Linked DNA regions of Homo sapiens: region 1 is linked to region 2. A link is a loop called in an ENCODE intact Hi-C map of the cell type or tissue named here. Cell type or tissue: heart right ventricle. All regions are shown on one strand. Each heading gives the region's core, and the rest is flanking DNA. Links, peaks and the distances in the headings are about the cores only.

Evidence for each region. A loop is a pair of places that touch in the nucleus more often than their neighbours do. Peaks named below come from ENCODE experiments on the same cell type or tissue, not always from the same donor. Only the 100,000 strongest peaks of a DNase experiment are listed, where the experiment ranks them.
Region 1: a loop joins it to region 2, with 2.0 times the contacts of the local background. A loop is called at or near these places in 4 of 110 quality-filtered maps.

Annotation. Positions count from the first base shown.
Region 1 is chr1:165,587,066-165,602,868 of GRCh38, reverse strand. It overlaps the pseudogene TRK-CTT13-1. Among named protein-coding and RNA genes, the nearest start is that of LRRC52-AS1, 13 kb to the right of the region's middle. RefSeq lists silencers at 334-494, 6,479-6,686. In heart right ventricle, for the core only: CTCF peaks have their summits at 9,527 and 9,728 (motif pointing right); a DNase peak (open chromatin) is centred at 9,728; H3K4me3 peaks cover 225 bases; H3K27me3 peaks cover 1,358 bases.
Region 2 is chr1:165,483,100-165,498,902 of GRCh38, reverse strand. All of the region lies in intron 5 of LRRC52-AS1 (LRRC52 antisense RNA 1), which reads left to right. It also overlaps the pseudogene PRELID1P7. Among named protein-coding and RNA genes, the nearest start is that of RXRG, 46 kb to the right of the region's middle. In heart right ventricle, for the core only: no CTCF peak of the experiment used is centred there; a DNase peak (open chromatin) is centred at 8,522; H3K27ac peaks cover 4,029 bases.

The DNA of each region.
Region 1 (15,803 bases), core at 5,144-13,143, 100 kb before region 2:
AAGTAGATATTTTACATGTTACAAATCCTACAAGATGGATATTACCCTCATTTTATGGACAAAAGGATGCCACTCATAGAATTAATTAACTGGCCTAAACATACAAGCTATGTGCTAGGGGTGGGATTAAAATCCAGGTCAGTCTACTGACTCCTAGGCCACTTGTCTTTGGGTAATAATTCCTTAACAAACATCCAGTCAGGCACTGCTTTCTCAATTTTAATGCCCTAATCTATTTCCTCTATAGAAGATCATATCATCTAAAAAACTCAAACTGACTACTCAGGAAACTCTTGAAGATTACATAAAGTCAATCAACAGCCTTCTGTTACTCAGCCCTGTTGGACCCCAACGTGACTGGTGAAATGGCCAAACCAGTGGACTCTGCTGCATGCCTCACTTAGATTCCACTGAATGTGTGACTTGGAGATGCAGTGGAGGAGCTCACTTTTCTATTTTATTTATTTATTTAGTTTTTTTTTTTTGAGACAGAGTCTCACTCTGTTGCCCAGGCTGGAGTGCAGTGGTGTGATCTTGGCTCACTGCAACCTCCGCCTCCTGGGTTCAAGCGATTCTCCTGCCTCAGCCTCCCAAGTAGCTGGGATTATAGGTGCCTGCCACCATGCCTGGCTAATTTTTGTGTTTTTAGTAGAGGCGAAGTTTCACCATGTTGGCCAGGATGGTCTCAATCTCTTGACCTCGTGATCTGCTGGCCTCAGCCTCCCAAAGTGCTGGGATTACAGGCATGAGCCACCGTGCCCTGCCGAGCTCACTTTTCTGAAGGAGGAATTGCCGAGTACAGGACCAACAAGCAGGGTCACCTGCGAGTAAAGGGAATCCATGCTGAAACAATGAGAATTGAGACCTATTGAAAGAAAAGAGGAACTAGGGAAAGAGGACCACTGACTACGGAATGTGGGAGAAGAAAGGCACGAGGGTGTTTGCAAAGACAGCTTTTAAGGGTGCTAAGTTGTAAGAGGGCAGGGCAGCAGAGACAGAGCCCTTATGCAAAATGGAGTCACTTGGGAGGAAGGGAGTGCTCTGTGGCTGTTGTCCTATGCCACCTTGTGGCCACTTATCACTTCTCATCAAATGTTCCACCTTCTCTTATTCACTTTATATTTCTAATTACTCCTATATCCTGGAAAGTCAGCGTCACTTGAGTTTCACCCACAGCAATGCTTAATTTCAGTGGTGGATCTCAGGACACTGATTTCTTTGGACTCTCCTTGGTAGTGTGGAAGGAATTGATTGTGGAATACTGAAAGTTACGAGAGAAAGAGGTGGAAAGCAGTCAAGGTTCTCATATATTTCTTTTTCCACTGTGCTGCTAACATACTCATAGAGAAGCTATTGTAGAGAATTTCCACTATCAATGGATGACAATTCATACTGACCCTTGTATTAAAGTAGAAATGAAAATGGATTATGATGCTTTTACTGAATTCTAAGCAAAAGCTTGTTTGCTTAATTAATGTCCTGGACACCAAGTAGAGCCTATAACAATAAAAGAACAAGTAACTATGAGAAAGAATGCCCCACTGTCTTTGCTCAAAGAATGGTTGTATCAGAGACACTCCTGTGGTGGCAAGCTGCTGTGGGTTTGGGATTATGGCTCTAGAATAATAATAGTTAATACCTATTTAGCACTTCCAAATGCCAGATGCTATTCCAAGCACTTTATATAATCAACCTATTCAATTGTCACAACAACCCTGTGAAGTTGGTGCCATTAGTATCCCCCTTTTACGGACAAGGAAGCTGAGGTTGAGTAACTTGTCTAGGGTCACCACATAGTAATCACCACAGTGGAAATCAGAACCCAGGAGTTTGTGCCAGCAACCACTAGAGTGTTCTGTCTTCCTTATACCCATGTTCTATTTACAACATCGAGTTCACATACGTCTGAACTCTGGCCCTTCCTCTGTGTATCCTACTATTTCTAGAGTTGTCTGCCCTACAGTGTCACTTCTCCTGACTAGGAGCTTTTGAGAAAAGGCTTTCACTTCAGCTTTTTCCACTCATCTTTGTTCTCCTCTCACCGCCTCTTTTCCAAACACTCAAACTATACTGATTCAGCAATGAATAAGAATGTCCAGGATATTGTGATAGTTTAAAAAATGATGGAAGAGTAGGAGTTAGGGAAGGTGAACCCTATTTGAGCCTTTCCTCCCCAAGGTTTAGCATGCAGAGAGCCATTTAGATGGCTACAAGGTAACATCAGAGAACAACATACACCAATCTGCCAACATCGTGGGGAGTGATACTGAGCTCTTAAGGCCAGTGGATCTGAGGTCCAGACGTTAACAATCTTCCTTGTCCCCTTAAATGGCTTGAAAGCCTGAAATATAATTCACCTAAATTCTAGCAGCTAGAGTGACTTGAAACATCAGTAAGGTAGACCAGCTATATGAAAAGAGGAAAGGAAGAGTCAGGAAACAGCAGAAGCCAAAAAACTTTCTATTTGAGTTGTTAGAAAATTAAAGAGAGTCGGCCGGTCGCGGTGGCTCACGCCTGTAATCCCAGCACTTTGAGAGGCCGAGGCGGGCGGATCATGAGGTCTGGAGATCGAGACCATCCTGGCTAACACGGTGAAACCCCGTCTCTACTAAAAATACAAAAAGTTAGCCGGGCGTGGTGGCGGGCGCCTGTAGTCCCAGCTACTCGGGAGGGCGAGGCAGGAGAATGGCGTGAACCTGGGAGGCGGAGCTTGCAGTGAGCCGAGATTGCGCCACTGCATTCCAGCCTGGGCGACCAGCGAGACTCCGTCTCAAAAAAAAAAAAAAAAAAAGAAAAAGAAAATTAAAGAGAGTCAGCCTGCTGTTTCTAGTACCCCTTTCTCTGTTATACCATTTCAGAGCTCTACGGAGAACAAGACGCTAGACTCCTAATGAAGATAGATTCCAGCTAAGATTCAAAAATAAAACAAGAAAAACTCCCGAGGGACCTATGGGGAACTGACTGGGCAGAGCTGCTCAAAGATGTGAAAATTATAGTAACACTGGTTTTATAAGTCAGAGCCCAGATCATCAAAGCACAACGTAACATGGGTATATCTCCATAATGGAAAAGGAAGACCTTTCCTTTTATTAATAATGTTCCTGGAAAAGCAACTCTATATATAGGGAACTCAGAATTACAGCACCCTTTGTGTAGTCAGAAACAAGCTTGGAAGTGAAGTAAAAACAGTATAATAATGTGAGCAATGGGAAGCGACTTCAGCAGAATGGAGGCAAAGCCATTGTGAGAATAGGAGAGATTCAGCCAGGCACCTTCAAAAGAGAAGGGAAGGGGGTGACACAATGATTTGAAAAGTACAAAGATGTAATGTATGTAGGGCTTTAAAAATTAACATTGTTTTTCCTTTCAGAAAATAGACAAGGTCTGCACAGCTAAGAACAATTCCATGTTTTATGTGCATTTGATGAAAAAACAACTGAAGTAAATCTAAAATAATTCTGACGAAGAACTGACCACAGTCTATGACTCCTGAAGGTTTCTGAAGAATGTAGCATACATGCTCTGAGTGTTGATTGGATGCAGATTCTTTGCTGGTCATTCAGGCTTCCTTCTATCCTTTCTCTCCTGGGCCTATGAGTTAAATCAGCCATAAGACTGACAAACACGCAGCTTGGATTTTCAGGGACAGGACTAATTTAAACCAGCCACTTTCTCCACAAGTTCAATAGCTTTTTTTTCCATCTTGTATCCTGATAATGGACCAGAAAATACAGTCCTTTTATCCATGAAACAAAAGCTTGCAGAATTTTCATTTCCTTCTATTTTCACCTCCATTGGTTCAGCTGTTGTCTTTCTTCTTTCAAACTTTTCAATTATTTCTTTTTTCTTTCCTCTCTGTTATCTTTCATTATTCTCGTATTTTCCCCCTGAAACTCTAGTCCTTGCTAGGTCTCACTAGTGTGCAGAATGGGATTGGCAGAATACCAATCACCTCACCTCACCTTCCCTCCTCCCCTCTTCTCCTCTCCCTTGATTTCCCCTCCCCTCCCACTCCCTCCTTTCTTTCCTTCCTTCTGACGGTATTCTCTTCCCCAGAAGCAGCATTTTCTTCTTCCACTCAGAACCTTACTTCACCAACATGCCCACGCCTTCCCTGAACCTACAAAATTAGTGAGTTTCTCATGAGACCTGCTGCAACTGTCCCCACCCAGGGCTGTCATTACTATTATTGGGTTGTTTTGTTTTTCGATCTCAGGAGCAAACTCTGGAGTCGAGATCCAGTCACCTCCTTCAGCACACGACGGCAGGGTACCCGCAGGGTGTGATCTCAGACACGCAGGGGAGGGCTCCGTGGGCCCCTCGCATATCCCAGCACTCTCACTTCCTGGGATTTCTCTGAAACCATCCTTTTGGCCCCACAGGAACACTCGACTTAAAAGTCTCGGCTCCTCCCTTAACTGGAAAATTGAGCTTTAGTCACTAACATCCATTTCACACGCCAGGGGAAATACAGCCCCCTTCTCCGTCCTGTTTCTGCACCCTAACCCCGCCCTCCCAGGCAAGCTGACCACTCAGCTCGGGCGTGGCAGAGCCTGATTGGTGGATCACAGAAAGCGCGCTAGAGAGGGCGGAACTCATTGGGCAGACTCTCCGCGCTTGGGAAGTGCAGTCGCTCACGCAGGGACTTTGACTGCTGCTCTGGGCGGCCTGTTGCCACAGCAACCGTTGAAGCTCTGGGCTGCTGAGGTCGCCTGGCAGCGCGCTGAGCCCCACGCAGGTCCCGGGCGTGCCAGGGACACAAACCCCAGTTCCTTCAGAAAGCCTTCCAGATCGACGAGGAGAGATGGTATATCCCCGATGGCTCCGCCTCGGCTAGCCGGGGGAAGCCCTTTTATTCGTCATCCCCAAAGCATTCTTATTATTCACCCTTAAAGTAAAAATCCACTTGCTTTTGACCGGGGCACAAGAAATACTTTTATTTTATGAGTCAGTGTAATTGTTTAAAATAAGTAAGCTCTGAAAAGGTCGGCAATCAGCCTTTCTGTCACTTCCCTACTTTTGGCCTTTTATATGAAAAACAAAAACAAAAACAAAACAAAACAAAAACAAACAAAAAACCTTTCCTGATGTTTTTTTATATACTTGCTAGACATTTACATTTTGTTATTTGGGTGCTTACAGTGTGTTTCCGCCCACGTAGAGAGATTACACCACGAATCCCTTCCACCTTCTGAGGAAGTAGGTGCAGTTTACCTACTTTCCATTTTCAGATATGTTAAAAGAAGCAGAAAGAGTAAAGGAATATGTCGAAGTTACTCCCGGTGGGATTGGGGCTGGCCGTTGTAAGGGACATTCCCACCATCTCATTTCGAACCACCTTGGTTTACAGAGAAGAGACCTGGTTTTCTGTCAGAAGGTGGAGGGTACTGCTGGAGGAAGTGGGTAATAAGCAGACAAAAAGGGAAAGTGGGAGAATGTACCCGGCATTCTTGGGTATCCTCAGTGTAAAAATATTTTCCTTTCCCGAGTCGTTTTTATTTTATTTTTATGTATGCATGTATGTACACATTTTAGCAAATAGTCAAAAAGCATCTGGAACTAAGTAGATCAATAAGCTGGTTGGTGCCATTTTCTTTTCTTTTCTTTCTTTCTTTCTTTTTTTGAGACAAGGTCTCACTCTGTCACCCAGGCCGGAGTGCAGTGGCGCTCTCAGCTCACTGCAGCCTCCACCTCCTAGGCTCAAGTGATCCTCCCACCTCAGCCTCCCAAGTAGCTGGGACTACAGGCATGCGCCACCACACCTGGCTCATATTAGTATTTTTTTGTGGAGACGGGGTTTTGCCATGTTGGCCAGGCTGGTCTCGAATTCCTGAGTTCAAGTGATCTGCCCATCTCGGCCTCCCAAAATGCTGGGAAACACAGCGCCCAACGTAGGGCTCAAACCCATGACCCTGAGATTAAGAGTCTTATGCTCTACCAACTGATCTAGCTAGACACCCCGTTTTGGAATTTAAAAAGAAAAAGAAAAAAATATGACTGTTAAAGAATGTACTGGTTTTCTTATGTAACTTGGAAAGTGATTCCAAAGAGGAATTCCATGAACGTTCTGATCAGTGTGGCAGCGTCACTTGGAATTAGATATGTAGCTATAGGGAGTCCTTTGAAAGACAATGCTCATTTGGGTGTCTAAATTTCGATAATTAAAATTAGTCCATCTTTCCTTCTTTCTTTCTCTCTCTTTCTTCCATCTTTGTCTCATTTTCACACAAAGGATTTGGAGAAATGGCTTAATAGAGTCATTTCATTTAAAGCTACTTTGAAATATAAACAATAAACAAACATGAAGTGTATTACTATTATTTTAGGCATTGCCAAATTTATTACTGAAGTTCTTACTTCAGGTGAAACCCCATCTCTACCAAAAAATACAAAAATTAGCTGGGCGTGGTGGCACACGCCTGTTATCCCAGCTACCAGGGAGGCTGAGACATGAATCACTTGAATCCAGAAGGTGGAGGTTGCAGTGACCCGAGATTGTGCCTGCCACTGCACTCCAGCCTGGGCTACAGAGTGAGGCCCTGTCTCAAAAAAAAAAAAAAAAAAAAAAAATTCTTCTTAGTTATCACTGATTATATCCTGTGGTATTCAGATTAAAAGAGGCTATAGGTATGTCACTGAAAAAAATTATACATCTAAAAATAGAAAACATTGAACAAAATAATTTCCTGTTGACTTTGTAATTTGAGAAATATATTTTTTAAAAATTTTATTTCTGCAACCTTTTGTAGGGATTCCTAATACTCTCTTTAAATTTTTAGTGCCAATGTTGTTAATGAAATGTATAGCTTGAATTGCCAGAATTTGGGGGTTTTTGGGTCAAAAAGAGTCAAATATTTGCAGTTTCATATGATTCAACCTACTATGTGAGTAGGGAAATTTTTATTTAAAAATATTTTTGAGTTAATCCTTTTTTGATATGTGATTATCTAATGTATTGGTTTTATAAGTTAAGATTTTATACACTTACAGCAGGACCCACTTAGACTTTACCAGACTTTTCTGTTTTGCACATGTGTGGTATGATATCCTGACTAGAAATTCAGGAATTTAAGGGCAACCAGAAATCTTTCAGCACATGTCTTTCACAGCATTAACCACAATCTTCCCTGACAAGTTGGAGGTTACTGACTTTGAAACATAGCCAGCTGCTGGGAACTCAATGTGTATTCTTTCCATGACCCTTAGAAACTGGCTTGTTTCTTATTAATGATTTTTTTTGTTTTGTTTGAGGCATGTTATGGTCCATTTTTTTTTTTTAGTTAATTTCCAGATCTTCTGCCATTCTTCTGGTACAACTCATTTTCTTTGTGGTGGGTCTTAGCAAAAGATACCGTGTACAGAAAAGGGGCTTCTGGAAATTATCATGTTTCAGCAACAAAATTGTTTAAACATCTGACAATCATTTACAACCAAACATCTCTGGTCTCATCCATGGAAAATATCACACATAGCAGAGAAAATTGAAAAGAGCTGGCAGAAGATATCTGTTGAGTTTGTATTGTGCACTATTCAAGTGGGTTCCTAGGAAACCTCAGACCAGGGTTTTTTTTTTTTTTTAACTTCAATTTAACTTATTGGGTCTGTTCCCTTATGCTGAAAGTGGGGGATCAGAGTCTGGTTTTGAAGGCGAACTTGAGAAATTAATTAGTCCATTCTCCTCCTGTCTGGAAACTCGGCATCATGATTGACATAGACCCTGACTCCAAGGGGCAGATGGAGGCTCTTTGAAATTCTTGGACAGGCAGAATGTCTTCTGCCATCCCAGAATGTGCTCTGCCTGCCCAAGAACCCTGCTCATGAAGTCCAGTCTCAGGTACCACTGTGCTGAGGGCTCTGTAGAAGGAGCACCTCCATATGGTTTGGACCAATTGTTTGTCATCCTAGGGAGTAAGCCTGATCTTTTAATTCCTGGTTAGAAACTTTGACTGTATCTTGTCTTTAGGAGTCCATTGGCCTGTAGATTTCTCTAAGTCCATTTTTCCAGGATTGTTTTTGATAAGAAAAAGTTGTAAGGAACCCTGGTTAGCCTGAAAATAAGCCTTCGAGGTAAATAGGTTTAATCCTAGGATGTGACTAGCCTTTGGTTCACAATGACATTTCCATCTGCTTTAAAGACATTGAACTAGGTAGGGGTGAGAAGATTCTGCAGCGTCTTAGGAACATGCTTCTGAGGGGAATAGTAATAGCTCAACTTTCTCTAATATGAGAAATGTGAAGTTATTGTTGAGCCTGATAGAGCATATTCTTCTAGTATATAAATCACACTATTATTAATGTAATCTGCAGGATAAAAAACTTTGGGATAATTAGTGAACAAATCAGTCACTCATAAGGCATACAACCAGAGAAAATCAGGCTTCATTAGTTTGCTCACGATGAGAAGCTCCCGGTTAATAATTATAGTTGTCTTAATTGAACCTCAGATGGCAGTTTTCTGCCTATCAACTGAGCAGGAAACAGATTTTGGTTTCATGCCTGTGATCTTATACTAATTAATGTATGAAATGCGTTTCTTTACAAAAGCATGTTTGCATGTCTTTAAACCGGCGCTATCCAGTTGAAATACAGTGCCATCCAGACATGTAATTTAAAATTTTCTAGTAGTCCTGTTAAAAAATAAAACAGATGAAATTAATTTTAATGACATACTTTATTTAACTGGATATAGCCAAAATAGTGTCATGTCACTGTGTAATCAATATAAAAATAATTAATGGGATTTTAAAATTTTTATATGAAGTCCCAGAAATCCAGTGTGCATTTTACATGTACAGTGCATATCAATTTGGACTAGCCTAATTTCAAGTACCAATGGCCATATGTAGATAGTGGCTGTTGCTACTGTACTGTATCTATAGTTAGACAGAGGATTTTAGAGGGGAGAGAAAAATGGGGCAGGAAGGAGAAAGGAAAAAAAAGAGCCCCTACGGGTTAAAGAGAATCTGTGGCACCAAATCTCCCGGCATAGGCATCCCCTAAAGCTTTGGTTTCCTTTATTTAACACCCCAGCAGGAGATTGTAATCCGAACAATCTTATGTACTCAATATTTGCCTTAAAAAATTTGAAAAGTGAGAATAGGTGGTTTTGGTCTGTTAAAATGAGAATGGGCTTTTGTGACAGGGCAGACAGACCTGAGTTCAAACCAGCCCTGCTGGGTCTGAGCTGTGAGCTTATGCAAATCTGTACCTTTTTTTGGCTACACTCTAATAATAGGGACCCAATAATGGAGACGAAAATGCTAGTCTGGCAGGGTTTTAGTGGGGATTAAATTAGATTCCTTATGTGAATGTACCTTGTTGAGTCAGTGTGTGGTGTATGGGAGGTGCTCAGTCTCCTGGTGCTGTTATCTTCCTCTTACTCCATCTGTTTTTCTAATAAGGGCGCTTTTCTTAGCCTTTATTCCCTCTATTCCCTCTTTCAGGATTTGAACTGATTTCCTACTCCACATTCACAGAATTAAGGAAAAGTACTAGAGTACTTACTCCTTCACATTCATGACTCTACTTTCCTACTCTACATCCTCAGTTTCTGCCGCACCCCCTGCTCATAGGATTTAGTTGTGATTGTGTTAGGACTAGAAAAACCTTATTGTTGAAGCACCAGTAATGATGGTAATAACAATTCAGTGACTACCTATTCCAAATCCATATGAAATTTTCCATTAAGTCGCTCTAAATTTGTTAAGACCAGCCGTACTTCCATTTTTGGTCGATAGGTGGCAGCATTGTCTAAGTCACTGATCTCTGAGCTGCTGGTCTGTCAGCCAGTTTCCTTTTTGGTGCTACAATTGTAATTTTCTATGGTTCATTTTCTTAACCTGGAAAACTTTTTCTTTTCGTCAAAAAGTCTAGGGTAACTGGCTGGGCGAGGTGGCACGTGGCTTGTAGTTCCAGCTACTCAGGAGGCTGAGGCAGGAAGAATGCTTGAGCCCAGGGGTTCGAGACCAACCTGGGCAACGTAGTGAGACTCTGCCTCAATTAAAAGAAAAAAAGTCTAGGGCACCAGACTACCATGCCAAGGTGCCTATTAAGCCCCATTGGGGCTGGGTCCCTGGTAGGGGCCTAGGAGGGTGATGGCAGGAAAGAGCACTTTCCAGTAGGAGATCCCCAAGGGTCAACATGTGAGGAATGAGAGTGGAGAAGTGGACCCAGAAGGCTGGATGAAAGCTGGAACAGCTTCTATAGACAGAGACTGCTGATAGGCATCAAAGACTGGTCTTCTGGCAGGTTCACTGTAATAACTGGGAGCGGTTTTATTGCTCTCATCCCCCCTTATAAGATGTGTCATCTTTAAATTAGAAGAATACATTTGAAAAAAATATTCTGTGTTTTTAAATATTTTGTCACCTGGAGTTTCTATGCATCTTCTCTCCCCTCAGTACAATGAGAGTTGGTATTCTGAATGACAATCTTAGGGAATCGCATTATCCGACTATTTGAATTAAAGAGAGTCTAATTGTATTTGCAAACTTAAAGTTCTTACAGGCTTTCTTTTGCATTTCATCAGGTGAGTTCATTTGACTTATTTGGTGTGGATCAAGTGATTAACCAGAGAACATTTGGAGAATGCAGGAAAGATGCCATAGACAAAATAAAATGAAAGAAAGCTTTGGTTTCTTTGATTTAACACCCCAGCAGGACATTGTGATCAAATATCCCATTAGCTTTAAAATGCATGTATCTTAGAAAATAGGATAGAAACTATTAGTTATTATTCCAGAGGATGGACTAAACCAGAAAAACTTTTGAAGTCAAGCTACATGAATTCTATGACTGATCATGCTAACAAAAAAGAGAGCAGGAAACCACTAGGGTTATCTTGGTTTGTCTGTATTCAGTCATTTATTTATATATTAAAAAAAATTGGGCCGGACACCGTGGCTCATACTTGTAATCCCAGCACTTTGGGAGGCCGACGTGGGTGAATCACCTGAGGTCAGGAGTTTGAGACCAGCCTGGCTAACATGGAGAAACCCTATCTCTACTAAAATAATAATAATAATAATAATAATAATAATAATAATAATAATAATAATTGGCCAGGGGCAGTGGCTCACACCTGTAATCCCAGCACTTTGGGAGGCTGAGGCAGGATGATTGAGTCTAGGAGTTCAAGACCAGCCTGGGCAACACAGTGAGACCTTGTCTCTAGAAAATATAAAATTAGCTGGGCATGGTGGTGTGCACCTATAGTACTAAGTACTATGGAGGCTGAGGTGGGAGGACTGCTTGAGCCTGGAATGTCAAGGCTGCAGTGAGTTGAGATTGCGCCACTGCACTCCAGCCTGGGTGACAGAGAGAGACACTATCTCAAAAAACAGAAACAAACAAACAAAAAACCTAGCCACGCGGGGTGGCTCAAGCCTGTAATTCCAGTACTTTGGGAAGGAGGTGGGAGGATCACTCGAGCCCAAGAGGTCAAGGCTGCAGTGAGCTGTGATCACACCACTGCACCCTAGCCTGGGTGACAGAGCAAGAACATGTCTCAAAAAAAAAAAAAAAAAAAAAAAAAAGGCCGGGCGAGGTAGCTCACACCTGTAATCACAGCACTTTGGGAGGCTGAGGCAGGTGGATCACCTGAGGTTGAGAGTTCGAGACCAGCCTGGCCAACATGGAGAAACCCGTCTCTACTAAAAATACAAAAAAAATTAGCTGGGCCTGGTGGCGCATGCCTGTAATCTCAGTTACCCAGGAGGCTGAGGTGGGAGAATCGCTTGAACCTGGGAGGTGGAGGTTGTGGTGAACCAAGATTGTGCAGCTGTACTCCAGCCTGGGCAACAAGAGCGAAACTCCATCTCAAAAAAAAAAAAAAAAAATTAAGTACCTTCCATGTGCTATGTATTGTGATAGAGGGAGGGCAGAGGAAGGAGAGTTGAACAATGAATGAAGCACAGTCCTTACTTGTAAGTCCTTACAATTTATTGGAGAAGAGAGACAAGCAAATCAGTAATTCTAATGTGGTAAGTACCACCATAGGGAAATACAATTTGTTATAAGAAATAGAGAGAAAGCCACTTACCTGCCCACTGGTAGCCAAGAAAGCCTTCACAGGGAGGTGACACAAACTGTCTTAAAAGGCAATAGGAATTATCTGAATTGGGTATAGGAAGTTGGAAGAAGGCTATTCGAAAGAAATGTGCAAAGACCTTTATATTAGGTGGCTCAATATTTGTGAGGAACGGCAAGTACATTGATATGAAGCTGAACCACAGGGTGTGAGTGCATTGGGGAATGAGAGAGTGGTGGGAAATGAGTTTGGACAAAAAGCAGGAGTGAGATAATGATGAGGTTTTCATGCCATGTTTAGTAGTTTGGCATTGTATCTTATAGGATTTGATGACAGATGGATGTGGGGGTAAAGGAGTGGGACAATTGTGGGATGATTCCCAGGCTTCTAATTTGGATGATAGAATGAATGTTGGGAATACAGAGGGGCAGGGTTATGGGAGGTGAGAAAGACAATGAGTTTACTTCGGGACTTTGAGGGATCCTGCCCAGGTGACAACTGACTGTGTAGAACTGGCTATCAAGAGAGAGATCTAGATTTCCAGTTGCAGATTTTGTTCAATAATAATTACCATTTACTGAGGACTTACACTGTACCAGATTTCATATTAATCCTCATGTTAAATCCTCTTAACAACTCCATAATCACATTTTACAGATGAGAAAGATCAAGGTAGGTGACTTGTCCAAAGTTACATGGCCAGCCAGAAGTAGGGCTGGAATGTGAACCAAGGCTGATACTACTAGCATCTGCATCCTTAACCACTGCTTTCTGCAGGAGCCATCCACATGGAAGTGGTAACTGCAGCAACAGGTATAGATGAGACTTCAGGGACAGGATGTGCAATGAGAATAGCAAATGACTGAGGCTGCAGTTCTGGAGAATACAACCATTTGTGGGACAAGTAGGAGAAGAAGAGCTCATACAGACGGAAAGAATTGCCACAGAGGGAAGAGGAAAATGAGGAATGGATACTGTCTAGAAACCCAAGAGGAAAATTTCAAGGAGGAGAGGGTCAACAATGGCAAATACCACAGAGATAAGGTAACTGGGACTGAACAGTATCTTTGGTCTTCCAAAGATACTTCTGTGACTTCCTGACACCAGGCCCACATTTCCAGTGGATGACCAAACATAAGCATTTGGGATTTCTACAGGCATCTTCACTTGCTGAGTTCCTTTTCTGTTGATAATATTATTATCTTTTCAGACATCCAGAATACACCCATCAGGATTATCTTTCATGTCCTTCTTCCACATGAGCACCAATGAGCAAATCATGTTGACCCTAACCTGACAACATTTCTCTCATCTACCTCCTCCTCTCCTTGCCTTCTCTGACACCACAGTTCTTTGCTTTTTACCCACATCACTGTATTTCTATCCTGATTAGTCTTCTTGCCTCTGCTCACATTCTCCTCTAATCTGCCTTGCCCAATTAATCCTTCGGAAGCCTCACCCTTGGCATACCACTCCCCAGCTCAGAAACCTTCAGTGGCTCTTTTTTATGACATAAATTCCCAATTCCTATTGAAAGCCATCTATAAAATGGCTGTCACTTATTTTTCTACCCCCCTCCCCAAATTATGTGCCTTGCAGCCTATTCTCCAGCCAGACTGAAACAAATGTGTTGTTTCCTGTGTTTGTTTCCTTAGATTCATTGCTTAGAACGATCTTTCCACCTGGATGCACTTTGCTATCATCTTTCAGGTTCAAATCCTGCCTACCCTTCAAAGGTCATCTCAAATACTATTTTCCTCTGTGAAATTTTTCTAGACTCTTTCCATCAGAGATAATTTCAGCCTCTCTGAACTCACATGAGTGTGGCACTTTATACCCCTCTTAGGGCAATTAATGCTTTCTACCTTATTTTTTTGGGGGGTGGGGAGGGTTATATATGTCTTAGTTTTTGAAGGCAAGGTCTATTTTTAAACTACTTTTTTATTTCTCACTTTGCTTGCCACATGGGTGTTCTATATGCAGGTGTTTTTATTGAATATTTATTTATTGAATGAATGGACAGATCTGGCAAAGAGAGCATTTCAATGGGTGGTTGATGTCACTGTCAGAAACTGTGCAAACTCTGGATATTTCTTTCTTAATTATCTCTTTAGATAGAGACTCTCTAGTGCCCTGACATCTCAGCTAGATGGTAAAGACCTATATCTAATGTTTGAGAAAAGTTCATTTTGAGTAGTGTCAGTGTCTGTGACAGAAGGGTTTAAGCAGATATTTGGTTTCTCAGATATGCTCTGAAGAGCTACATTTTCTTATTTGGGGAAAAATCTGCAGTTCTCTAGGGTATCACAACATCCAGTATGGTTATTTTTGAAATGTTTAATGTAGTCACCCTCTGCAGAGGCAACGTTTAGAATGCGCCTCTGAAGGTGGGTAGACAGCAAGGTAAAAGGAAAAGGTGCTTTTCTTTGGAATGGAATCCTGGATCTCTTGGAAATGTCTTCATGTTTGGTGACTGTATACCATTTCTAGATTTTCCCTTGACTCATAGATAGAACCAGATTAGGGAATTAGAAGCCATAGCCAGGACACTGGACCCAGTTTGGTGGTGCCTGTCTGTCCTGCTCGTGAAATTCAATCTGGAGTATGGAGTTTCCATGGATGAGCCTTCTATCCTGCATGGGTCTCTTTGGCCTTCTCTGGCCTTTGAGGTATTTTCTTCTCTAGCCACATGTGGATGAGCTGCTTGTTAAGCAAAATGCAGTGGAACTCAAGGGAAACATCAATGGAAAATGTCATATGGCATTATGTTTATTTAGGTTTCAATGTCAAATTTAAACTTTATAATTTGAGCACGTGGACAGTTGGAGTTCTTAGCCTCTTACCTGCTTGGGCAGAGCTAAATTGATCCTTTGGGCTAAAAAAAGACTATTGAATTGCTCTCTTTGCTAGTTCCTATGCCAGGCAAATAATCAACAACAAATTTAATTTCTCTTGGTCTTCTTTAATGAAGATAGCATATCCTTCCCAGATGCTTATACCCAACCTTTCTTGTCTATCTTTTTCCCTCTACTCAGTGATGGGTTAGCCAAGAGGCAGCTGTGAACCAAGGTAAATGCCACATCTTCATCAAAAGGTGAAGCACAGCCCATCCTGGAGGAGGGGAGGAAAGGATACCCACCACCTGCTGCATTTCTTGAGCAGGTGCTGCAGGGGCTGTCTTATTTTTTTTCATGCCTGGGACATAGGTACTCATATCCCAAATGAGAAGCTCAAAGATTAAGAAGGTCCTAGCTATGGGTGCCACCCTCTGTCAGCTTGAATATCACTTTGTGCTTTCATCCTCTCTCTCTTTATACCGCCTTTTACCCAATCTCTGACTTATTCACAATTACACCTTCCTACATGGAATCTAAAGGGATTGATTTGGAATCATTTTCACTGCAAATCAGTAAATTCACATGTGCTCACAATTTTTTCATATTCTATTTTAGAAGGAATGGTTTTGGTATTTTTGTGTAAGCACTCTAGTGCTTTTCCTTAATTCTTTGTTTCTTTGGTTTTGAGTTCTACATGCCTTTCCCTTCTAATTTGACCCCATTTATTTCCTGTCCTCTTTTAACCTGTGCCTGATGCCTTTGCCTGCTATTCATTAGAAACTTGATGGTGACAAGGGTCTTGATTTATAGAATAAGAAATTAGATGGGACTCTCTTTTTAAAAGGGGGGCTCAAGTCAGAAACACCTTTTGTGCTGTGGTCAGAAATTTTATATGGCGCCTGGAGTTTAGATATTTTATATAAAGTCTGGAGTTGAGA
Region 2 (15,803 bases), core at 5,285-13,284:
TAGAATAGTGTCTAGCACATAGTAAAAGCTCAATAAATGTTAGCCGTTATTATTGGAAGACATGGTGTCATGGAAGACTGTGGGAGTTTCTCTCCCTAGCCACCCTCTTTCCATGAGAACCCCATGAAGCTTTCTAATGCAGCCTTCTCTGAGGAGTAGGTACAGGCTGGAGTAGCTGGGATAGGGTCAGAACTAATGCTCAAAGCCTTATCTGAACACGTCATATATGTTGCCCTAGAGGGAGCCTTAACTTTTGAAAAACTTTGCTCTCCTTCTTAGCATTGGCAAGACTATTTCCTGACCTAAGGGGCAGAAGGTTGATTCCTTGCTGGATTTTTTGGGAGAAACCCTGAGTGTCTAAGAGAATGCAAGATTATAATGAAATTCACACAGACATCTCAAAATCAAAATCATTTACAATTAACTTTAAATATTTTTAAAAATTTCTTTTGGGGGGCTGGAAGTTGATTTTTTAATAATAACATACAATGGGGAGAGGGTAGAGGAAGTTGGCTGAGCTGTCTGGGGTGCTGTGGCGTGGTGAGCTGGCTACACTAACTGCAGCTGCTGTTTGGGGGCTCCCTGGATGGCTGGGTCTTTGGCCTTCTCTGCAGCTTCCAGTGCTGTCTCCTTTGCCTTCTCCTTGGGTCCCTTAGCTGTCTCAATAAGTGTTTTGGAAGGGGCCACACTGTGCAGCTTGGCCAAGATGTATTCAAAACCCTTCCTAGTCGTGATCACGTTGGTTTTGAATTGGGTGAGACCAAATTGCTGGACAGCTCTGGAGATGGTTAAATAAGCTACAGGAGACCCAGGCTTTCCAGTGGATTTGGGTCCAGGCGCTGCTGTCAGAGTTCCCAGAGTAAGCGCGTGGTTCCTCTACCACCACAGCTGGGTGTGGTTGATGTTCCAGGTGAGGTGGTCATGTCTGTTTCCGTGGCTTCACAGTAGAGTGTTCCAGGATGGACACCGAGCGAGCAGCACTGGCAGGAAACAGTGGCTCAGCCCAGCAGGGCATCTGCTGGTCTTGGTCAGGTTGCCAGGACAGGAGCCTCTGCTCAAGGGTCACCACCCTGTGTACTGTGTTTGCTGTAGGGATTTGGGTACCGCTGTCATTAGGCGGCGAACACTTGGACCCAGGACCTCTGGAGCACACTCTGGCCCAGGAAATACTTCACCATCATCCTGGCTGGGATGGGGTTGGCACCCACTCAGCATCAGAGTGCAGAGGGTGGGGAGTATGTGGGGTCAGGCCAGGCTAGGCACCTGCTCCCGACCAGGCCCCACAGTGTGCCCAGGCACCGGCACGGTCAACTTTAGATTGTATGTTTGGGGACAGAGTCCATACAGAACCAAATGGCTACGTGATGTTATAACCCCTCCCAAAGTTTGGAGGTCACTGTTGCAACTTTTAAATGGACTGTTTTCTCCAGAGTTGCTATAGACACATGCATCAGCACAGCCTCAGAACCCAGTTTCCAGTCGAGATAGTGGACATGGTGATTCCCCTTCTTCCAAGGTTTGAAACTGTCCCAGGATGAAATACAGCTTGACTGAATTAAATTGTTGTCAATAAGATTTTTAAGCAACCCACCATATCAATTGGGGTTTTACTTTTGGCAGCCCCAACAGCCAAACTGACTCATCCATATGGCTGATCCATTAAATAATGCGCAAGTAGTTGATGACATGACCAGAAAAAGTGATTTATCTGGGGAAAAATGTTTGGAATTGGAAAGGGCTGGGATTTAAGCTTAGGAGCTCACAGGTTTCAGTCTAGGCCTTAGTAGCCTCAGGGTTCAGGCAGCCACTTTTCCTGCTTTTAGCAGGGTCATTGACTAGAAGGATAGGATAGAACTGGAACAGGCTGGGTCAAGGTCTTTCCAATCAATGTGTATCTTCGGACCCATGCAGGCACGTAGGCTACAATGTGCAAACTGGTGTTCTGAAGATCAACCCAAGAGCCTTCCATCTCCCTCTCTTTATCCTGTTTCAAGTCTGAGAACCTTTTGAGGCCAAAGAAAATGAATTTGAAAGCTCAGACTTAGATCCAGGAGTCAGTGTGAAAGCATGTGCCATGGAGATGCAGCCCAGCATTGCAGGAATGTGTTCTCTGAGGACCAAGTGCTTTTCTTATCTCAGTATGTTTTCCTCTTATCCCACCCCTCCCATCTGACCATCTCTCCTCATTGAATCTCCCAGTGAATTCTCATGTTGCTTTGACAACAGCTGGAAAGTGGGTGTGGGGGATGGTGAAGTGGAAGACTGGAAATACCACATCACCCTGTGGTAGAATTGCTGCTGAGATCCAGAAGGGAGCGCAGCCAGAATGAGATGTTAGCTTGAGGCTTGGAAACAGCAGTGTGGGATGATTTGCCCTAGAATTGAGGGGCTTCTCTTGCTCCTTTTCCTGATCCTTGGAATCCTCAAGGACTCTGAAAATAAAGGATATATTTCAGGGGACAGAGCTGGTATCTTTCCAAAAGAAAGGCAAGCTGATGGCAAGAGGCTGAAGCCTCCAGTCACAGCATAATTTACGATGGGGGCTTATCAGCCTGAAGGAAGCAGTTTGGGGGTGGCCTGTTTGGGTCTCTCCCCACAGGAATGCTCTGCTCAATCCTCCTGCTACTTGAAAAATGAAGTGTGGTGGACTAGTGGGGAGACCTCGTAATGCTTGGATGATCACACAGATTTGGATACGGAGCCTGGTTTCAGAGCATAAGAATGGACCCAGGCAATACCACTTAGGGAGTAGAGATAAATAATGGCAATTCACATAAGAAGATCAAACATATGACTTCAAATAACATGTTTTTTCTCCAGCTGAATTTTCTAGAGTTGAATGAGGGTCAGATTTGCATCCACGTATCTTTCCTTAGCTCAGCTCATAACTTTCTATGTTTTCTCCCGAGGGGGTATTAAAAACAGAGCTGCTTCACATGAATGTAATGGTTCCCATTCAGAACCCTGTCACGACTTTGTCTTTTCTCTATCATCTTGACAGGAAAATTATGCTCCATAGTTTCAAGGTCAACTGTGAGCTATTTGGGCTTGGAAATGAAATGAGACCCTTCGAAAGCTTGTCCCTCTCTTCATTCATATTTTGCTGATGTTTAATAAAACTCAGTTATTCTCCAGCCTGGGGTTGGAGGTCAGGCAGCCATAAACAGGCAGCCATAAACCTGTCCAGAAAATTTCATTAGGTAGAATTATTTTTTCTTTTTTTTTTTTCCTGCTATAAAAGGAAGTGTGTGTTTGTGTGTGTGTGTGGTTTTATTTTTATTTTTGGTTTCGTTGTTTTGTTTTTAAATTGTTTGCTTTTGCTTTGTGTTTTGTTTCTGGGGCTTTTTAGAGCTGGTCTTATAGCCTGAAGGAGTGCCTGGAAATGAATGTGTAAACAGTAGTGGCCTCTCTCCTTGGGCCCCAGCCTGCTCCTTTAACTTTCAGGCTCAGAAGCTGGAGTCCCCAACTCCCCAGGGGGCAGACTTAGCCTTGCCCTCAGCATTGGGGTTGATTTTATTCCTGGCTGAGGGAATGTCAGGGCACTAAGGTCAGGAGTGGGATGACTTGCTGCTGTCTGGTCATGCTCTGATCTGGTGCTCTCCATCCCGAATCACACCCTGGTCATAATGATCTGTCTTCAGCCCTCTTCCTGTTTGTCCTCTCTGCAGCACTGGCCCTGTTGACCATCACCTGCTCCTCCCTTGGTTTCTGGGCAACCACTTGTTTCCTAGTTCTCCTCCTACCTCTTCTTAAGTCTTCCAGCCTCCTTGGCAGGCTCTCCTCTGCTGTCCCTAAAATGTTGACATTCCCTAGGGCTCTATCATTTGTCATCTTCTCTGGATAATCTTCCTTATACCTGTAACGCTAATCACCAAGTCTAGGGTACTGGCTTCCAGCCACTGAACTACAGATAAAAGTTTCCAGGCTTTCTGGTCACGTCAACTGGTGTGCTCTTTAGTAGCTGAAACTTAATACATTTCAACATGAACTCGTTAACTTCTCTCTTGTCTTAGTCCCTTTGAGCATCTATGACAAATTATCATAGGCTGGATAGCTTATAAGCAATAGAAATTTATTTCTTACTTTTCCGGAAGCTAGGAGGTCTTAGATCAAAGTGCTGAGAAATTTGCTGTCTGGTGAGACTTGCTTCCTGGTTTATACATGACTGTCTTCTCACTGTGTCCTTACGTGGCAGAATGGGCAAAGACGCTCTCCAGGGTGGTTTTTTTTAATAAGGGCTCTGATTCCATTCACGAAGTCTCTGCCCCATGACCTAATCACCTTTCAAAGGCCCCACCTCCTAATACCATCACACTGGGGGTTAGGATTTCAACATATGAATTTTAGGGGGACACAAACATTCAGTCTATAGCACCTCTCAAGGTAGATCTTCTTGTAGTTTTGATTTTGATTGGTAGACTACCACCCATCCAGTCCCTCAGGTCAAAATCCCAGGGTTGTCCTAAACAATTTATTTTTCTTCATTCCTTGTGTTCAATTAATCTCATATTCTAATGTTTTTACTTCAGAAAATTTTCTTGAATCTTACCTCCCCTATCCATTTTCACTGCTACTACTTTGGTCCAAACCCCCATCCTCCTTCACCTACAAAAATACAATATTATGATTCTTAAACAAGCATAAGCTCAACAAATAATAAATGAATGAATGACCTATCTGGTACCAGACAGACTATTGTGAGAGTTAAATGAGGTACTTTATGGAATGCACACTCAGTAAAATGATTGGCACATAGTTGGGGCTTAATAAATGAGTTATTATACATTATATATAGGAAATATTTAAAAGCATGGACTTTGGACCTAGGCAGCCTGAGTTCAAATCCAAATTCCATTATGTACATTTATTATGTATATGATCTCTGTGCCTCCATTTGCTCATCTGTAAAATGGGGATGAATATAATAAGGCTGTTGTGAAGATTAAATGACTTATTTATGTAAAGCACTTAGAACAGTGCCTGGAATATAGTGCATGCCCAATATGTTAACCGTCACTATTATTGTTATTAGTTTCCTGTTTCCTATCTTTTATAAGTCAACATGTCGGCTTTATTAGAGGAAGAAAGTTGAGTTCTTATGCATGGCACCCTAAAATTACATAGAGAAAAAATCATCACCTAGTTTTCCCCAAGTAAAAGTCATGTCTATCAGTTATGAATTTCATAAATGCTGAATCACAGTCTTTTTTCATAGTACAGTGTTTCTAATAGCCCTTTTGGGTGGGTGACCAGCCATCTTGGTTTGCCTGAGACAGTGGAGGCGGGCGGGGGCGTGGGCAAGGGGGTTCAGTTTTCTGGGATGGTGGACTTTCAGTGCTAAAACTAGAACAGTGTTGGACAAACCAGGATAGTTGGTCATCCTGTTTTTTATGAACTTCTGAAGTTCATCTTCCAAACATAATTCCTCAAGCATATTTCAAAGATGAAACAAAATATAAGAATTAAGGTGAGGGAGTTGAATGGAAGGTTGGGGACATAACCTAGGAGTCCTCACGTACCATCTTCAGTTCTTATCCATCAAAATGTCCACTTTAATGGGATTTCTGGGACAGATGAAGGATTTTTCTTACCGGTGAAAAGAACAACTAATTTCTGGCATTGTTCTGAAACACTGCAGCTCTCTTCAGCGTAGTGTCTGTATTGAGCAGCCAGCTGAAGTCCAGTTTCTCATCCCTCAGGCCTTCTCCTCTTCAGATGGACTGCAGGGGGCCACGAGACTCCAGTGGCAGCCGCTCAACTCTGAACACAGCCACTGCATAGAGGGTTCAGTGAAGTGAGTGGGGTTGTTACTCCCCACCAAGCAGTGAGTGGCTTTCTGCTGTTCCACTCCAGAGGCCTCACCTCCTGTGTTTTTAAACTCCAGTTTCTGTCTTTCCCTGTTGGCACCAAACTTATCTTCATAAAATATAAATCAAATCACATTATTTCCCCATGAAATTTGTTGACGCCTGTGGCTAGTGGGATCGGTGCCAAATCCTCAGCTTACTCTGTAAGATCTTTCACATTCTGGCCCCCAGCAACTCTCAGCACTTCTCCTGGCACTCCTCAGGTGACCTCTGCTTTAGTAACCCAGGACTCACCAGTGTTCCTCAAAGCTCACTATGACTTTTCATTAAGTCAAGCTTCTGCATGTGCTATTTTCTCTGCCTTGCAAACCCTTTCCCTTGCTAGGCAAATTCACACTTGTTCCCACATAAAAGATGATCTCCTCTGTGAAGGTAATCCTTGGCTCCCCTCTGGGTACCTATAGCACTTTGTTCAGACCTTAAAGAAGTTACTGCTTTGCATGAGAACACATTTGTACATCCAACCCTCCCTGGAGGCTTTGAGCATCTTGAGGGACTGGACCGCTGGTGTATTCTTCTTGGAATTCACTGTGTCTAGTACAGGTCTGTTGAATGATGGAATAACAGCAGCAACAAACCCACATCCACGACAACAACAGTTAACCTTGACTGGGAGCATTTATGCTGTGCTGAATGCTTTGCTAAATGCTTTACAAGCCTCAGCTCAGTCCTTTAAGGAAAGTGACACTACTACCCCCATTTTTTGGTGAACGTAAGTGCTAATTTGGTCAGGACCTGGAGTTCATCTTTGTTTTGCCTAGGGAACAAAAACTTATGAGGCTTACACATATCACCAATAGAATGTTTAAAAAAAAACTTTAAAATACTGGAGTATAACTTTTTAAATCCATTCTAACATGTTAGAGGCTCTTGCTTTCATATGCAAAGAGCTGATGTGCCAATCATAAATTCAATCTAACTGCTAAAGCAATCTCCAAAAAAAGAAAAATTGTTTAAGACGTTTCCTTAACCCAATGTCACTTTTAGCTTGTATCTGAAAGTTATAAAAGTGTTTCCTTGGAAAATATCCTTAGTGAAGGTGTTTAATGGAGCCACCTTGGCCTTGCCCTGGTTAGTATGAATCAGGCTTAAGAGCCATCGATGGCTATGCCTCCTACTCATTTCCCAGGCAATATCTATGTTAGCCTTTGCCAATGCCAGTGCTTTGTACCACATGCCCTGCTTTGGTGTACAATTTGAAATGCCGAAAGCACTCACTGAAAACTTAAGCCAATCCACAAAATATGGCTCTGAGAATCCTTCCCATAATGGATTCAGTTATAGTTTCATCATTCTAGGTAATTATAAAGGATAGTAAAGATAACTATAATTTCTTAAGACCCTCTTATTTTTCAGCTGTGCATTGCCTCAAACCCCATATTCCATTTACAGAGGAAGAAACTGAGGCTCAATAATTTGTGTAATTTGTCTAAGATCTCCCTGCAAGTGAACGTAGAACTTGGGAATGGAACCAAGATTAGTCTTCTAAGTCCTATGTTCTTCACCAGTGAGCTACACAGCCTTACGGTGCAGATAGCACAGCGTCTGTGGGCATCCAACACTCGAATAGTTTGGAAAATCATCAGCCTGTGTTCCCCAAATGAGATCTGGTGCCTCTTCTTGGCCTCAGTATTTCTAGGGGAATTCCACATTCTGTGTTATCAGGGTAGGTTAATCCTAAAGGTAACTGGGTACTCGTTCACTATTCTGTAGGGTTGGAGATTTCCTTTGGACATTTTCCTTGGGCATGGTGATGAGTGGCACCAGGGTAAGGATGTAGTGGGCGACAGCTGGCATAGTAGCCTAAGAGCAGGGTAACTGGCTGACCTGCTTAGTGGGCCATGTTTCAATCTGTCCCTGATCTTTTCCTAAGCACTCTGTTTCTATCTTATTTTGTTTCTACTTCTGGCATGATCTAGACGAATCTAATGATGAATAATGACAAAACTCAAGAAATGTTCTTATTACTATGATTTTTAATCTTGAAAATGAGGATTATGTGGGTAAGCAGAAACTCCAGGCCAACTCCATGTAAAGACCTGGGTGGCCCTGCTAACTCTTTCGTATACTGAGAAAATCTTGGGTTTACAAAAATATTGCAGCAATTTGAAAATAGTTTTCTCCAGGCTATAAAATTTACCTAACTAAAACCAATCTAATCCCTTGATCTAAAGATCAAACTTTTTGCCAGGTATAGTTTTACATTGTTATTTTAACCTTCAGGTGGGAAAGCAATTGTTTCTGTAGAGAAACTGTCTCCATAACCAAAAGGAAGTGCGGGTGGAAGCAATTAACTGGACAGTTCGGTCAATTAACTCAGAAACTTACTGACCAGAGTGTTCAGAGCTACCTACCTTTATTCTGGTTTTAATTTTGTAATTTATCAGAGTCCAGAATTTCAGTCTGGATAACTTTTATTTAAACACTTGATTTCTGAAACTGGCCTTGAACTAGTGCTTCTTTGGACTTTTTTTTTTCTCTTCTCCCTTTGGTTTGCTCTCGACAGCTGGAATGAGAGACTGGATGGCGTTGAAATGAAATGCTGGAGCCATCCATCCATGTGCTTCCAGGGTGGCTTCCTGGCTGTGAGAACACAGTGACCCTGTGAGGCCAACATGGACTCGGTTCTCCTGACATAACATGGCTGGAGGAGCTCCAGCTCTGGGATGTTATCTTGCTGTTTTACACTGGTGGTTCAGCCAGCCCATGGGAAACTGAACTTGGGCTGGGAGACCTGGCAGCAAATCCAAACTGAAATAAGAATCAGCACTTCGAGTTCAACTGTGAAACAAATGTGGGCCCAAGGCCTAAATGCCCGAAAGACATAGGGAAGGGTTGAAGTGGAATAAAGAAAGCTTTTGGTGACACTATGGGAAGGGCTATTGAGTATCTTCTCAGGACAGTACAAAATGTCAGAGGCACAGCATATTTCGAAACCTATTTTTAAAGCTGCTTTAGATTTTTTAACTTGATGGATAGATATATTCATTTTTTAAAAAAAGAAATGGTGACCCTCTTAAGAGGCAAAGTACGAGCCTCAAGTGTTGTGGGATGTATCCATCATTGGTTACTAAGTTTTCCAATGGCTCAGACACTCCCAGAAGCGAAGACTCCTGAGCCAAAGGAAGATGAGAGCTGAAAGGAGCATCGAGCTCATCCAGTGCAATGCTTCTCAGCTTGTGCCCACTTTGGATTCACTTGGAAATATTTTAGAAATACTGATGCCTGGGCCCCATTCCAGACCAGTTAAATCATACTATCTGGGAGAGATACCCAGAAAGTGGTATGTTTTAACACCTCCTTAGGGATTCTGCTGATCAACCAAGGTTGAGAAGAATCAAACTAGACTCATTTTACATATGAAGAAATGGAAACCCAGATATTGAGATAAAAAATGTTGCCCAAGTCACGTAGCTAGTGTCAAAACCTGACTCTTAATAAATGCCCTTATGTCACACTAACTTGCCTCTCTTTATTGTGGTTTTGCCATAAATTAAAAGTATACTTGAAAATGTTAGTTTACAAAGTAATTTTAAGAAATGGATTTCATTTTAAGGAAAACAGTGATTCAATGGCCAATACACTGATGCTTTCTGCATGATCTTCAGACCAGTCTACATGTTTATTATGCTTGGGCCTTTGAGTCAAACACTGGCTCCTTTTCTGCTTCTCCATTGTCAGCCTAGCATGCTTGAATTCTGTTTCTCCTCTGGAAACCTTGCACACTACTTTGATTCACCTTGTTAATGGGAAAATGGAAAATACTCTCTACATTTTTTTTTTTTTTGAGATGGAGTCTCACTCTGTCACCCAGGCTGGTGTGCAGTGGTGTGATCTCGGCTCACTGTAACCTCCAACTCCTGGGATCAAGCGCTTCTCTTGCCTCAGCCTTCCGAGTAGCTGGGATCACAGACTTGCACCACCATGCCCAGCTAATTTTTGTATTTTTAGTAGAGACTGGATTTCACCATGTTGGCCAGGTTGGTCTTGAACTCCTGACCTCAAGTGATCCACCTGCCTCAGTATCCGAAAGTGCTGGGATTACAGGCATGAGCCACCGTGCCTGGCCCTCTCTACGAATATTTAGCTGGTGATACGTTTCTACCAGAGAAACATTTTTTTACATAACACTTCATGTGGGAGCCATGCGTCCAAGAGAGACATCATTTTGGGTGAAGGGCACATCCAGACATGTGCCAGCATTACCCTACAAGATACCTGGTTATCAACTAAATGTCTACATTGCATGTCAGCAACCATCCATGGAAACTTACTATTTTTTATCCAGCTCACCCTGTTTGCCACATTCCAATTAAAATTCATAGCCAGGCTTACCCAAAATACCATTTAATCACATTTTATAGACAAAACTTCAAGGTGTTCAGGTCCATGTATAAAAATTTAAATGTCTTCTTGTATTAAGAAAAGGAACAATCTATGATCCAAATTTCAAGATATTTAGAAAATTGCCTTATCCAGACTAATGGTCCCCAACTCTGACCACATTAGACTCACCTGGGGAATTAAAAAAAAAATACATTGATGCCTGGGCCCCACCCCAGAGATTCTGATAGAATTGGTCTGGAGTGGACCCAGAGCACTAATATTTTCAAATGTTCCTCAGCTGAGTCTCACAGGCAGCTTGGTTGAGAACTGTTGCACCTGACTGTAAAAGAGGGCTCTGAGCTGGGAACTTTTTTGCTGTGACCTTATTGCTCTAGCATTTTTATTTCATTTTACATATTCAACAAATTTATGTTTAAGAGGGAAATATTTTTAAAATACTTCTTTGGGTATCTTTTCTCCCAATAATCCATACACTCTTCTCTTCACCTTGCAACCTCATTATGGCTAAGGCAGAGATTTATCACCCCTGGGAAGGAGAAGCTGGGTTCTGCCAAGAACGGTGATTTGCAACCCTAGATGCCCTTTAGAATCACCTGGGGAGCTATAAAAAAATTGCCAGTGCCTGGAATCCACTTCAGACTAATTAAATCAGAATTTGGGGGGATGGGCTGAAGGATTACTACTATAAAAGTACATCAGGCTTAATACTTTTTTATTATGCAGCTAACATTGAGAACCATGGATCTAATAAGAAATGACTTGTCAACTTAAAATAAGATTCTTATTTCTTAAAATCTCTCATGTTCTAACCCAAACTTTTAAAATTCAGAGAAAATAATTTACTTACCTATAGCTGGAGGTGATAGAGGTTATTGACAATATGATTTTATGATTTAATCTAATATTTATTGAACGCTTACTATATGCAAGGCAGATGTAATTGAAAACACCTCCTGGAAACTTTTTTGTTTGTTTACTTTGGGTCAGCTAGAAGGAGCCTGGGGTGAATGTATGAGTCTAGGTCCCTGCAGGAAAGAGATGGCACACTCAAACTGGAGATATGGCATAACAGTGCTAGATAAGAATTTGGCTTTGATACTAACTAGCCACACAGCATCCTAATGTTATTTTGGAAATTTCTGTTCTGATTTTCCTAGATATAGAGGTGTGACTTGGGCACCATGGAGGTAAAGATGCTCCTGAAGATATTTAGGAAAGTAGCTAGGGATGGTCTCCAGAATAAAGAAGAGATTTCCATTCATTCAAAAAATAATTTATTGGGTGACTATCATGTATAGACACAGGGCCAGGTGTTAGGAATCTAAAATAAAGACAGAATCCCTGCCCTCAAGGAGACTAGTTTCATGGGGATTCAGGAAAACACATAGAGGTAAATAGTAACAAGGTTTACCTGGAGGTTGTGGAGTCAGCTTTCTGGAGTCTCTTGAAAGTGGCTCAGTTGCTTTTAAAGAGAAGGATTTGAGTATCTGCCAAATATTTGTGAGTTGTGCATGTGTGTGTTTGTATGTGTGTGTGTAAACATACATGTGCATGCTTGTACACACATTCTTCATATAGAAAGAATTCTTACTGGGGTATAGTGGGGGAGGAACGAGGGAAAATCTAGTAGCTTTTTTCTTAACATTTTTTTCTGGTGTGAACATAAGCAGAAACTCAACACAGCACAGGCTGCGAGGGAAGGAAAATTCATCAAGTCTAAACTATCTTCTCTCTTCTGGCACAAAAGTAAGTGACATCAACAGGATGTGGGGTTTCAGGATGAGCCTTGAGTCCGATGAAATGAATTAAACCTCACAACTCTTTGGAACAGGAACCTGTTTTCATGTGAGTTCCCCAACAGCTTTTGGGGGAGCCTTGAAACAAATGGATTTAGCATCTGGAGATTTTTGGTAGGTTTGATTTGCTTCTCTAACATCCGGTACTTTTGCAAAAATCTTTGAACACAGAAAGCTAAACCAAAGCCCAGGAGGAGGCAAGTGTCCAAGAACATATGGAAGCCTAAGAGGTGAATATGCTCCTCTTTGCCTCTGTCATGATGTACATCCTTTCAGCCTTGACTTTTAGCAAGTGACATTTAGCAGAGATGTGAGGGTCTGTCACTCTGACATTTGACAGCTATGAAGATTCATTCTCAACAGAGCAATAGTTACGGGTTCAAGGGGCAGGCTGGTTGGCCTATTCTAGTTTTTGTGAGGGAGAAACAATACCTTGGGAGATCGATTCTCTAGTAATATGTATTTGGTTGTTGTTCAACCTCAGTGAGACACAGAGACTGAGATGGGTCCCAGAAGGAGTAGGGAAGAGGGACTGAAGAGGGTCTGAGTGAGGGATGGAGGTGGTTGTTGGCATTTATTTAGGAGCATTGCAGAGTTGCCTTTTAAAGATCTCTTTAAAGACAATAGAAAGGAGTAGAGACCGATCCCTTTATAACGTGGGGGTTTAGCATTATCTCATTTTTGATATGCAGAAGGATATCTCATTATTGTGTTGGATGCCCCTTAAATGCTTCAAACTTTCTTCCTGAATGTACCCAGGGCAATTTTGGGGGTGTTAATGTGGCCTCGCAGGCAAAGGGAGATGAACAGGATGACCTCTTGCGAGGTAGTCCTAGCATCTCTAACCCTACGGTTGTCAAGTCTCTGACACCATTCTGCTTCTGACGTGTCTCTTAAACTTCAAGTGACCTATATTTAGGAGATTACGTAAAAAGTATTGAAAGCAAATGGCCATTCTGCTCTAAGGTCAGAGTTCTGCTGTGGCTGATAATGCTGCTTTGATCTCCAGGCCCCTGCCTGTCTGTATCTATGGTATCTGTCAGCCAGCTTCACTCTGGACTTGACCTTTTGCTGGCCTAGACCTGTGGTTACTGTCAGGGGTCTAATCTCTTAGCATGTCACCTCTGGCAATTTTTTAAAAAATCCCCAAATCTTACAATTCAGATATCTCAGATTTTGCTTCAGCCCATTGCAAAGTCTTTTCGAAATTAAAAAAAAAAAAAAAAGAAACAAAACAAAATAAAACAAAAACAAGAGGGCAAAGAAATGGTTTTAAGAGGAAATTTCAACAAATGATAAGATCGATGATGCAGTAACAGCAGTTTGTTTGGCAAAAGCCTTATAGAAGGCACATAGAATCATAAATGAATTCGAATAGAGCTGGGTAAAATTGAGAGATTATTTGTTCCAGCACCCTGTTTGGGGGCAGGTGACCCTCCAACAATCGAAAATAGATGCTTATCTTTTGTCCTTTTGAAAATTTTTGGATGTGCTTTCATTTGATTTGCTCATTTTGATATTTCATAACCCTGGTAGCCAAAAACTGCTTCCTCATATTCAGCTGGAATCTTTGCTACTTAATTAAAAAATCTATTTTCCATCCTGTGGCAATTTCGGTTATTTTTTATGGATCTCTTCCAGATGTGTACATGGTTTTCACAATGTGGTGAACTAAGTTGGACATGATACTCTGATAAGGGTCTTACTGCTGTAGAGTATATTGGAACCACTGGGCTAGGATTCAGAAAGATTCTAGCTCCTTGCCTGCCAGGAACCAATGATTTGACCTTGGACAAGCCACTTCCCCTGTCTGGACTTCATGCTCTTCATCTCTAAAGTGAGAGTATCTGACTACATGATCTCTTAAGATTTCTTCCAGCTCTGATGCTTATGTTCAATAATTTTGCTAAAATTAACATACCTCAGTCAATGAATCTGTGCTTAGCATGTAATAGATGGATAATAAATGTTTGCCAAACTGAATTAAATCATAGGAATTTCCACTGAAGTTTCCTCTCAGTATGTACTAAAACTTTTAATCACCCTGGTGTCCTCTGTCCCTTCCAGGAAGGATGTATGTCTTTTATAGAAATCAGAACCAGCGCACAGTGGTGAAGTTGCTGTCTTCCCAAAGTGTCACAGGCACCAGCATTGGAGGAGTGAGGATTCTCAGGTTTCACAGACAATCAGGCCCAAACTGTTTCTAGTCACTTCTCTACTGCCTTAGCCAATCTATTAAAATGCCTGTGTGATTCTGGAAAGAAAACAAGTGCCCATGAAAATGAGGTTATAAATACATCCAATTATAAATATATCCCATTAAAAATAGATATTGACAAGGAGCTCCAGATAGAGTTGTCCTCAGCAAACTGAGCTGAATAGAACAAAGTGGCCTATTATCCAGAAAGCAATAATACTTTCTTAAGTGATTCCTTAATAATATCTTTGGAGTTATATATGCCTCATAACTAGCTACTAAATAGTGTTGGTGGTCAGTTAAGAATTGGACTTGAAAGGTCCAGTAAAGATAGAATTAGGACTTAATACATATTTTTCCTCTCTATGTCACAGGACTTATAAACCCCAGTGACTATATTGCTGGGAGGACTGAGCTGACTTTCGAAAGTGAGAGTGGCATGCAGTCCTTAACATCTCTGGTCTTTAACAACTCCCATGGATACCCCTGGCCTGGTGTGAGAGAGAACCACAGACCTGGAACCAGACCTAGGCTTCTACCTTGGGTCCTGCATGCCCTACCTCAATGATCTTGGTGACATGGCTTGGCTCTTTGTCCCCACACAAATCTCATGTTGAATTGTGAACCCCAGTGTTGGAGATGGGGCCTGGTGGGAGGTGATTGGATCATGGGGGTGGTTTCTAATGGTTTAGCACAATCCCGCTAGTGCTGTCTTGTGATAGAGTTCTTTTTTTTTTGAGATAGAGTCTCGCTCTGTTGCCAGGCTGGAGTGCAGTGGTGTGATCTCAGCTCACTGCAACCTCTGTCTCCCAGGTTCAAGCAGTTCTCCTGCCTCAGCCTCCTGAGTAGCTGGGACTACAGGTGCGTGCCACCATACCCAGATAATTTTTTTTGTATTTTTAGTAGAAATGGGATTTCAGCATGTTGGCCAGAATGGTCTCGATCTCTTGAGTTTGTGATCCACCCACCTCGGCCTCCCAAAGTGCTGGGATTGAGTTCTCACAAGATCTGGTTGTTTGAAAGTGTGTAGCACCTCCCCTTTTTCTCTCTTTCCTGCTCTGTCATGGTAAGACGTGCTTGCTTCTCATTCGCTTACCACCATGATTAAGTTTTCTGAGGCCTCCCAGCCACACTTCCTGTACAGCCTACAGAACAGTGAATCAATTAAACCTCTTTTCTTTATAAATTACCCAATCTCAAATAGTTCTTTATAGCACTGTGAGAATGGACTAATACACTTGGGGAAACTACTTAACCTCTTTTGAGCCTCAGGTTTGCATTAACAATTAAATGAGGTAATATGTGAGAAAGCAGCCTAATATAGTGTCTGGCAGGTGGGAAAACTCAAATGTTAGTATCTTGTAGTAATGGTCTGAGGTCAGGTTGTGATGTAGGAATGAAACAGCAGTGATTTAGCTGGCATGTGTTGAGGCCCTCCCGGGACACCACATTCAAATTGTATGGGAGCTCTTTCCCCAGTGTTTTGTCTGCTAGGGTTGCCATGATAAAGTTTCACAATGGGCAGCTTAAACATGAGAAATCAATTTTCTCACAGTTCTGGAGGCTGGGAGTCCAAGCTCAAGGTACCAGCAAGGT